Linked DNA regions of Homo sapiens: all the other regions are linked to region 2. A link is an interaction called in ENCODE POLR2A ChIA-PET data of the cell type or tissue named here. Cell type or tissue: K562. All regions are shown on one strand.

Region 1 (2,500 bases), 730 kb after region 2:
CCTGGCCAACATGGCAAAACCCCATCTCTACAAAAAATGCAAAAAAAAATAGCCAGGTGTGGTGGTGCACACCTGTGGTCCCAGCTACTCAGGAGGCTGAGGCAGGAGGATCACTTGAGCCTGGGAGGCGAAGGTTGCAGTGAGCGGTGATTGTGCCACTGCACTCCAGCCTGGGCAACAGAGTGAAACCCTGTCTCAAAAATAAATAAATAATACAATACAATACAATGCAGAATCTTTTTTTTTTTTTAAGACAGAGCCAAGATTGCACCACCCAGGCTGGCATGCAGTGGCGCAATCTCCACTTACTGCAACCTTTGCCTCCCAGGTTCAAGCAATCCTCATGTCTCAGCCTCCCGAGTAGCTGAGGAGACCACAGGTATGTGGCACCATGCCTGGCTAATTTTTTTGTACTTTAGTACAGGCGGGGCTTTGTCATATTGGCCAGGCTGGTCTCGAACTACTGACCTCAAGTGATCTGCCCACCTTGGCCTCCCAAAGTGCTGGGATTACAGGCGGGATTACCGTGCCCGGCCTAAAATGCAGAATCTCAGGCCACACCCCAGACTTACCATTTTAGCAACCACATTTTAACAAAATCCCCAGGTGATTCACGTAAGTTTTGAGAAGGCCTGCACATTGGGTGTATAGCTACTCTGTTTTTGTTTGTTTGTTTGCTTGCTTTTTGAGATGGAGTCTGGCTTTGTTGCCCAGGCTGGAGTGCAATGGCACAATCTCAGCTCACTGCAACCTCTGCCTCCTAGGTTCAAGGGACTCACCTGCCTCAGCCTCCTGAGTAGCTGGGATTACAGGCATGCACCACCAAGCCCGGCTAATTTTTGTATTTTTAGTAGAGATGGGGTTTCACCATGTTGGCCAGGCTGGTCTTGAACTCCTGACCTCGTGATCTGCTCACCTCAGCCTTCCAAAGTGCTGGGATTACAAGTGTGAGCCACTGCGCCCAGCTGCTACTCTTAAAATATTGTTTAGGTTCCCATCATGAGTCAACTCTTTCTAATGAACACATATGTTTTGTTTTTCTCCCTCACTGTGGGAGGCTGGTCCTTATCTTCTCTTGGACTCCTTCGTTTGCACGAAAAATGGAGAAATCAAGTGGCAGCTGGCAGACTCCAAGGACAGCACAATGCCATGGCAACCGCTTCCATCAATAACTTAATTTCATCTCTGCTCTTACATCTTTCTCTCCTCAGTTCTAAAGCTGGAAAATTTTTAATTTGGAAAGAACATAAGACGGCTTGTGGTTGCTATGCCAACAGCACCTGCCTGCTTCCTAATGGGCTTTCCAATCATAAAGGAAAGTCTTAGCAAGTCACAGAACTTTAGACTCCAGGGGCTCTGGAGGGCACTCCGCACAGCACGGCCTCTCACTTGGCCGAGGAGACCACTGGCACCCAGGAGGTTAAGTTCCCTGTCTGTCCACAGCAATTCTACTAGCCCGCGCTGAAGTTACACCAAGGCAAGCAGCTTAATTTTGGCCAACCCGAAGGATTTAGGCAGGATTTGGGTGGAAGGCAGGCTGGGCGACCCTTGAGGAGAGTTGCTGTAAGTATCTTTCTACCCCCAAAATCCAGTATATTAGTCAGCTTGGGCTGCTGTAACAAAGTACCACAGACTGGGCGGCTTGAACAGCAGGAATTTATTTTGTCATAGTCCTGGAGGCTGGAAGTCCAAGGTCAAGGCATCAGAAGGGTTTGTTTCTTCTGCAGCCTCTCTCCCTGGCTTGTTGATGGCGTCTTCTCCCTGTGTGCTCACATGGTCATACCTCTGTGCGTGTCTGTGTCCTAATCTGTCTCTCTCTCTCTTTTTTTTTTTTTTTAAGATGGAGTCTCACTCTGTCATTCAGGCTGGAGTGCAGTGGTGCGCTCTCGGCTCACTGCAGCCTCTGCCTCCTGGGTTCAAGCAATTCTCCTGCCTCAGCCTCCTGAGTAGCTGAAACTACAGATGCGAGCCACCACGCCCAGCTAATTTTTGTATTTTTAGTAGAGACAGGGTTTCACCATGTTGGCCAGAATGGTCTCAATCTCCTGACCTTGTGATCCACCCGCCTTGGCCTCCCAAAGTGCTGGGATTACAGGCGTGAGCCACCGCATCCGGCCAATCTCTCTTTTTCTTTTTAAGAGACAGGTCTTGCTCTGTTGCCCAGGCTGGAATGCAGTGGCACAATCATAGCTCACTACAGCCTTGAACTCCTGGGCTGAAGCCATCTTTCCAACTTAGCCTTCCAAGTAGCTGGGACTACAGGCATGTGCTACACACCCAGCTAATTAAAAAAAAAAAAAAAGCCAGGTATAGTGGCTCACACCTGTAATCCTAGTGCTTTGGGAGGCTGAAGTGGGAGGATCACTTGAGCCCAGGAGTTCAAGACCAGCTTGGGCAACATAGAAACTTTTTTTTTTTTTTTTTTTTTTTGAGACAGAGCTTCCCTCTGTCGCCCAGGCTGGAGTGCAATGGCACTATCTGGGCTCATTGCTACCTCTGC
Region 2 (2,500 bases):
GAGTTCAAGACCAGCCTGGCCAACATGGTGAAACTCCGTCTCTACTAAAAAAAAAAAAAAAAAAAAAAAAAAAAAATTTGCTGGGCATGGTGGCCTGCACCTGTAACTCCAGCTACTCGGGAGGCCGAGGCAGGAGAATCACTTGAACCTGGGAGGCAGAGGTTGCCGTGAGCTGAGATCAAGCCGTTACACTCCAGCCTGGGTGAAACTCTGTCTCAAAGAAAAAGTAAAAAGGATTTTTACCCTCATCTTTCATATTTCTGCACCTTTCTTTAGTGCCCTGGATATAACCTTTGCTTGGGAGCAGTTAATTTTAGCATCTTTTGCCATCTGGAAAGACTGGGAATTTTCAAAACCAGCAGGTACTGGCTCTTGGCTCTTTTTTGTTTAACACTTCTTCCCTTAGCTTGTTTCTGTCCCCTCAGATTTTACTATAAGTAGCAAGAAGAAACCAATCAGCACTTTCAGCATTCTGGCTGGAAATCTCAATTAGATGACTCAGGTACATTTTCTACTTTCACCTGACTAGGTGATAGTCACTAAACTTTCTGCCACTACGTAACTACGTAACCCCTTGCTCAATTTTCTAATAACATGTTCCTCACTTCATTTTAAGCTACACCAGAGCCTTCTCAGAGTCCAGTTTTCTACTAAGGCTTGCACTGACAATCTCCTTGAAGATTTTTTAGCTTCTGCCCACTGCCCAGTTTCAAAGCCACTCCTACATTTTAGGTATTACACCAGCACCTCCCTTCCAGGTACTAAAATCTGTATTAGTTACCTATTGCTGTATAATATATTACTGCAAACTTATCAACTAAAACCACCACTATTTGTTATCTCATGGTTTCCGAGGGTCAGGAATTTGGGGTCACTTAACTGAGTGGTGCTGTCTCAGCTTCTTTCATGAGGTTGCAGTTAAGATGTTGACTGGGGCCATATCATGTGAAAGGCTTGACTAGGGCTTTCAAACTCACTTGGGTATTGGCAGGAGGCCTCCCTCTGTTCCTTGTCATATGGTCCTCATGACATGTCAGCTGGCTTCCTACAGAATGAGTGATCCAAAAGAGAACAAGGAAGGCATTGCAATGTTTTTTATAATAGCCTTGGAGGTAAAATAACTTCACTCTGTTGTATACTCTTGGTCACCCAGAGCAACCCTGATGCTATGTGGGAATGGACCATATACAGATAGGAATACCAGAGGGTGGGGAATCACTGGAGGCCATCTTGGAAGTTACCACAGGGAAAATGGAACATTAGAAGTTTTTATGATACAAGGAAGGCAGCTAAAACTGAGTTAATGGTCATTGTGTTGCCTTCCCACTCTCTGGTGTGCCATTGTGGCTGACACCATTTTGAGAGGATTCTTTTTAAAGTTCATTTATTTTAAAATGTTGAGTATATAATATATTCACATTCTTCAAACATCGAAAAAGTAACAACTCAGATTCTTTTTTTAGCCTTTCAGATAGTTTCTTATTTTTTCTTTTCTTTTTTTTAAATAACTGATTTATATTATGCACAGTCTTCTGCACCTTGCTTTTTTTATTTGACGGTGTAACATGTTCACATTTTATGGCATATAAACAGGAAAATTATAGCCTGAGATTATGAAAGGGCTAATTAAAAATATTTCTGAAGTGTTTCCAAAGATTACTAAGAAAAATCGGGGGCCGGGTGTGTTGGCTCACGCCTGTAATTCCAACACTTTGGGAGGCCAAGGTGGGCAGATCACAAGGTCAGGAGTTCGAGACCAGCCTGGCCAATGTGGTGAAACCCCATCTCTACTAAAAATACAAAAATTAGCTGGGCATGATGGTGGTGGGCACCTGTAATCCCAGCTACTTGGGAGGCTGAGGCAGGAGAATTATTTGAACCCAGCAGGTGGAGGTTGCAGTGAGCTGAGATCGCACCATTGCACTCCAGCCTGGGTGACAGGGCCAGACTCCATCTCAAAAAAAAAAAGATTACTAAGACAAATCTCTAATGCACTATTATAAAATTGTTGTAAAGAAAAAAATCCCTGTCCATTTCACAAAGAATAAATATAGCTGATTGGTAAATAAATGCAAAATATTTAGTCTCCATAGCAAAAACAAAAATGGGAATTAAAGCAATGGTAGCGTACTGATGAATATTATATAAATTGTAATGTTTACTGTCAGTGAGGATGTATTAAAAGGAGTTTCAATTGGCATAAGCCTTTTTGGAAGTTATTTCAATATATGAATAAAAAGGTAATAATTTCATTTTTTTCATAGGATGCTTTTTTTTTTTTTTTTGAGACAAAGTCTCACTCTGCTGCCCAGGCTGGAGTTCAATGGCGCAATCTCGGCTCACTGCAACCTCTGCCTCCAGGGGTCAAGCAGTTCTCCTGCCTCAGCCTCCCAAGTAGCTGGGACTACAGGCACCTGCCACCATGCCCGGCTAATTTTTTGTATTTTTAGTAGAGACAGGGTTTCACCATGTAGGCCGGGCTGGTCTCAAACTCCTGACT
Region 3 (2,500 bases), 360 kb before region 2:
AGAAAACTAAAGACCTAATTAGTGTATGACACAGCAATTATAATATTGGACCTTCATTTCAAAGAACTGAATACTTATGTTCACAAGAAACATACAAACTGATGTTCGTAGCACCCTCAGGTGTAGTAGCTCCAAACTGAAAACAATCCAGATACCCTTCGGTGGGTGAGTAATTCATCAGGTTTTGTTAAACTAATACCAAGAGATACTGCTCAGCAATTGAAAGGAACTGACTATTGATACACACACCTTTCCAATGACTTTATAGGGAATGATGCTAAGTAAAAAATTCCAACCCCAAAGTCTGTCTACTACAATAGGGTTGTATTTGTATCACGTTTTTGCAAGACAAAATTTTAGGAATAGGGAACCAAATCAGTGGTTGCCAGGGTTGGGCAAGGGAGGGAACTGGGTGGGAGGAGGTAGATATTATCAAAGGGAAACACCAGGAAATGTTGTGATGGACCTGGTTTGTGTCTTGATTGTAGTGGTGGATACCTGTGCTGATACATGTTGGGAAATCACACAGAATGGAATGCATAGACACACATGCATGCATATAAACTCATACAAATACATGAGGAAATGTGAACCTGAGAAACCTGAATTTTAAAAATGCAAAGATTTGATTAAATATTTCACCAAAGAAGACATACAAAGCACAGATAAGTACCTGAAAAGATACTTAGCATAATAAGTCATTAAAGAAATAAAAGTTAAAAACATAATTAGATATCGCTACAGCTCTATCTGAAAGACTTTAAGGAAAAACTGACAATATCAAGTGCTAACGAGGATGCACACACATTGAACTCTCATAAATGGGGGGTGACAGGTCAAGATCCATGTCCTTTCCTGGGGCAGAGCCCGGTAAGGGAGCACAGGGCACAGTGAGACACTGGGACACGGTCATCTCAGCCTGGCCACTCTCTCAGGGTCCTTCTGCCTGGGCTGCTCTGGTCTCTCCTAGTATGGTCCCCACAGACTGGTGTTGAGGAGACAGAATGATGAGTTGTCAAAATGGCCTAAATCATGGCCTGCATCTGCCTCTGCCTAGGGGTGTCTCTGCAGGAGGAGAGTCAGAAGTCTCAGGGACTTGGAAGGGGACATGTGACTGCTGACTCTGAGTCCCTGAGGAGAAAGGGGAGGTGGGGGGTTTTGGCCTCACTTTCCCTTTGTGTCACTGTGTGTGGCTCACCCATCCTGGCCATCAATCTTGTGGCTCTCTCCATAGTGATACTCAGCCTCGTCCTCAGACTGGAGGTTGGACATGGTGAGGGAGCAGTCAGCCCCAGAGCTGGAGCCCGAGAAGCAATTGGGGATCCTGTCCTCCTTTCTGTGTCTGCCATCGCTGTGAAACTTCATTATATACTAGGGGGACCTCTCTGGTCTCTGTTGATACCATTTGATGATGTAGGTACTGTGCTCACTGCTCAGGGTGCAGGTGAGCTTGACTGAGGCTCCCAGTGAGGCAGATGCAGACGGGGGCTGAGTTAGCACAGCCAGAGCACAGAGACCTGGAAACATAGAATTTCATGAATGATGCCGAATGCTCGGGAGAACTGGAAAGAATGCCCCTGAGGATTGGAGCTTGTGGAGAAATAGCAGTGAAAGGGTTTCCCTGAATTCCCTGGATGTTCTGACCTGTGGAGAAAATGAAGGGCAGGAGGTAGAAGGAGACCCAGACCGTGGTGGGAGGGACTTCCAAGAGCTCTGCTTGAGGCTGCCCCGTGGAACCTGGTTACAAGGACTTCTTGTGTTACCCTCTTCTTGAAGCTTGTTGGGAGGAGCTTTGAATGTCAATTTGCTCTCCACTTCCCAGCATGTTTATCTGAGCTCCTGTCTGAGCCGTTAGCCTGGAGACTTCATCTTGGCAATTTCCCATGTTCAGAAGAAGGACCAGGTGGGTGTCACAAGTACAGAATAAATTTTACACAATAGAAGGGGCCTCAAAAAAAGCGTCAGTCATTCCCTTTGCACTTGAGCACTACCAGGGGACTTAGAGTCATTAGAGTCCCCAAACCAAGGCCCACAGTCCCTTCTAGGGCTCAGAGGTAGAAAGCCATCCTCCATGTACCACTAGTTCTTTAGATATCTATGCCGTATATTGTTTTAGACATTAGTTGAGATGATACCATGTATAATTTGAGATAACGCTAAAGGCATGATAGGTTAATGACCTACTCAGAAATCCGTGAGGTTGATTGTGTGGATCCAGTACCCTGGATTCTTTCCCTTGAGATCCTGTTAAGAGGTCCCCTGAGAACACTCCAGGAGTCCAGGGACTTCCAGCAAGAAGCAAAACTCTCATCTTCAGGAGGGGCCACCTTGTCCTCTGTTCCATGTTCTGTTCACAACCGTAGCAAACTCAAAGTCCCACCAGTGCTGGGTGGGGGTTCCCCAATCTTCTTTAAAACTTTTCTAGATGTGTGTACCCACACTAGAAGACAAAACACAGCAACCAGCACTTAGTAAATCTGTCCTCACTGCAGCCCAAGCA

The links. ChIA-PET counts read pairs that join two places held together with the same protein. Peaks named below come from ENCODE experiments on the same cell type or tissue, not always from the same donor. Only the 100,000 strongest peaks of a DNase experiment are listed, where the experiment ranks them.
Region 1: POLR2A ChIA-PET joins it to region 2 with 6 read pairs; 1 of 35 experiments calls an interaction of 5 or more read pairs at or near these places.
Region 3: POLR2A ChIA-PET joins it to region 2 with 6 read pairs; 2 of 35 experiments call an interaction of 5 or more read pairs at or near these places.

The regions. Positions count from the first base shown.
Region 1 is chr22:21,742,927-21,745,426 of GRCh38, reverse strand. No RefSeq gene overlaps it. Among named protein-coding and RNA genes, the nearest start is that of YPEL1, 8.4 kb to the right of the region's middle. In K562, no CTCF peak of the experiment used is centred here; a DNase peak (open chromatin) is centred at 1,071; H3K27me3 peaks cover 1,797 bases.
Region 2 is chr22:22,477,282-22,479,781 of GRCh38, reverse strand. It overlaps IGL. Among named protein-coding and RNA genes, the nearest start is that of ZNF280B, 30 kb to the left of the region's middle. In K562, no CTCF peak of the experiment used is centred here; DNase peaks (open chromatin) are centred at 942 and 1,207.
Region 3 is chr22:22,833,858-22,836,357 of GRCh38, reverse strand. All of the region lies in intron 3 of LOC105372948 (a long non-coding RNA gene), which reads left to right. It also overlaps IGL. Among named protein-coding and RNA genes, the nearest start is that of MIR650, 12 kb to the right of the region's middle. In K562, no CTCF peak of the experiment used is centred here; no DNase peak of the experiment used is centred here; H3K27me3 peaks cover 1,233 bases.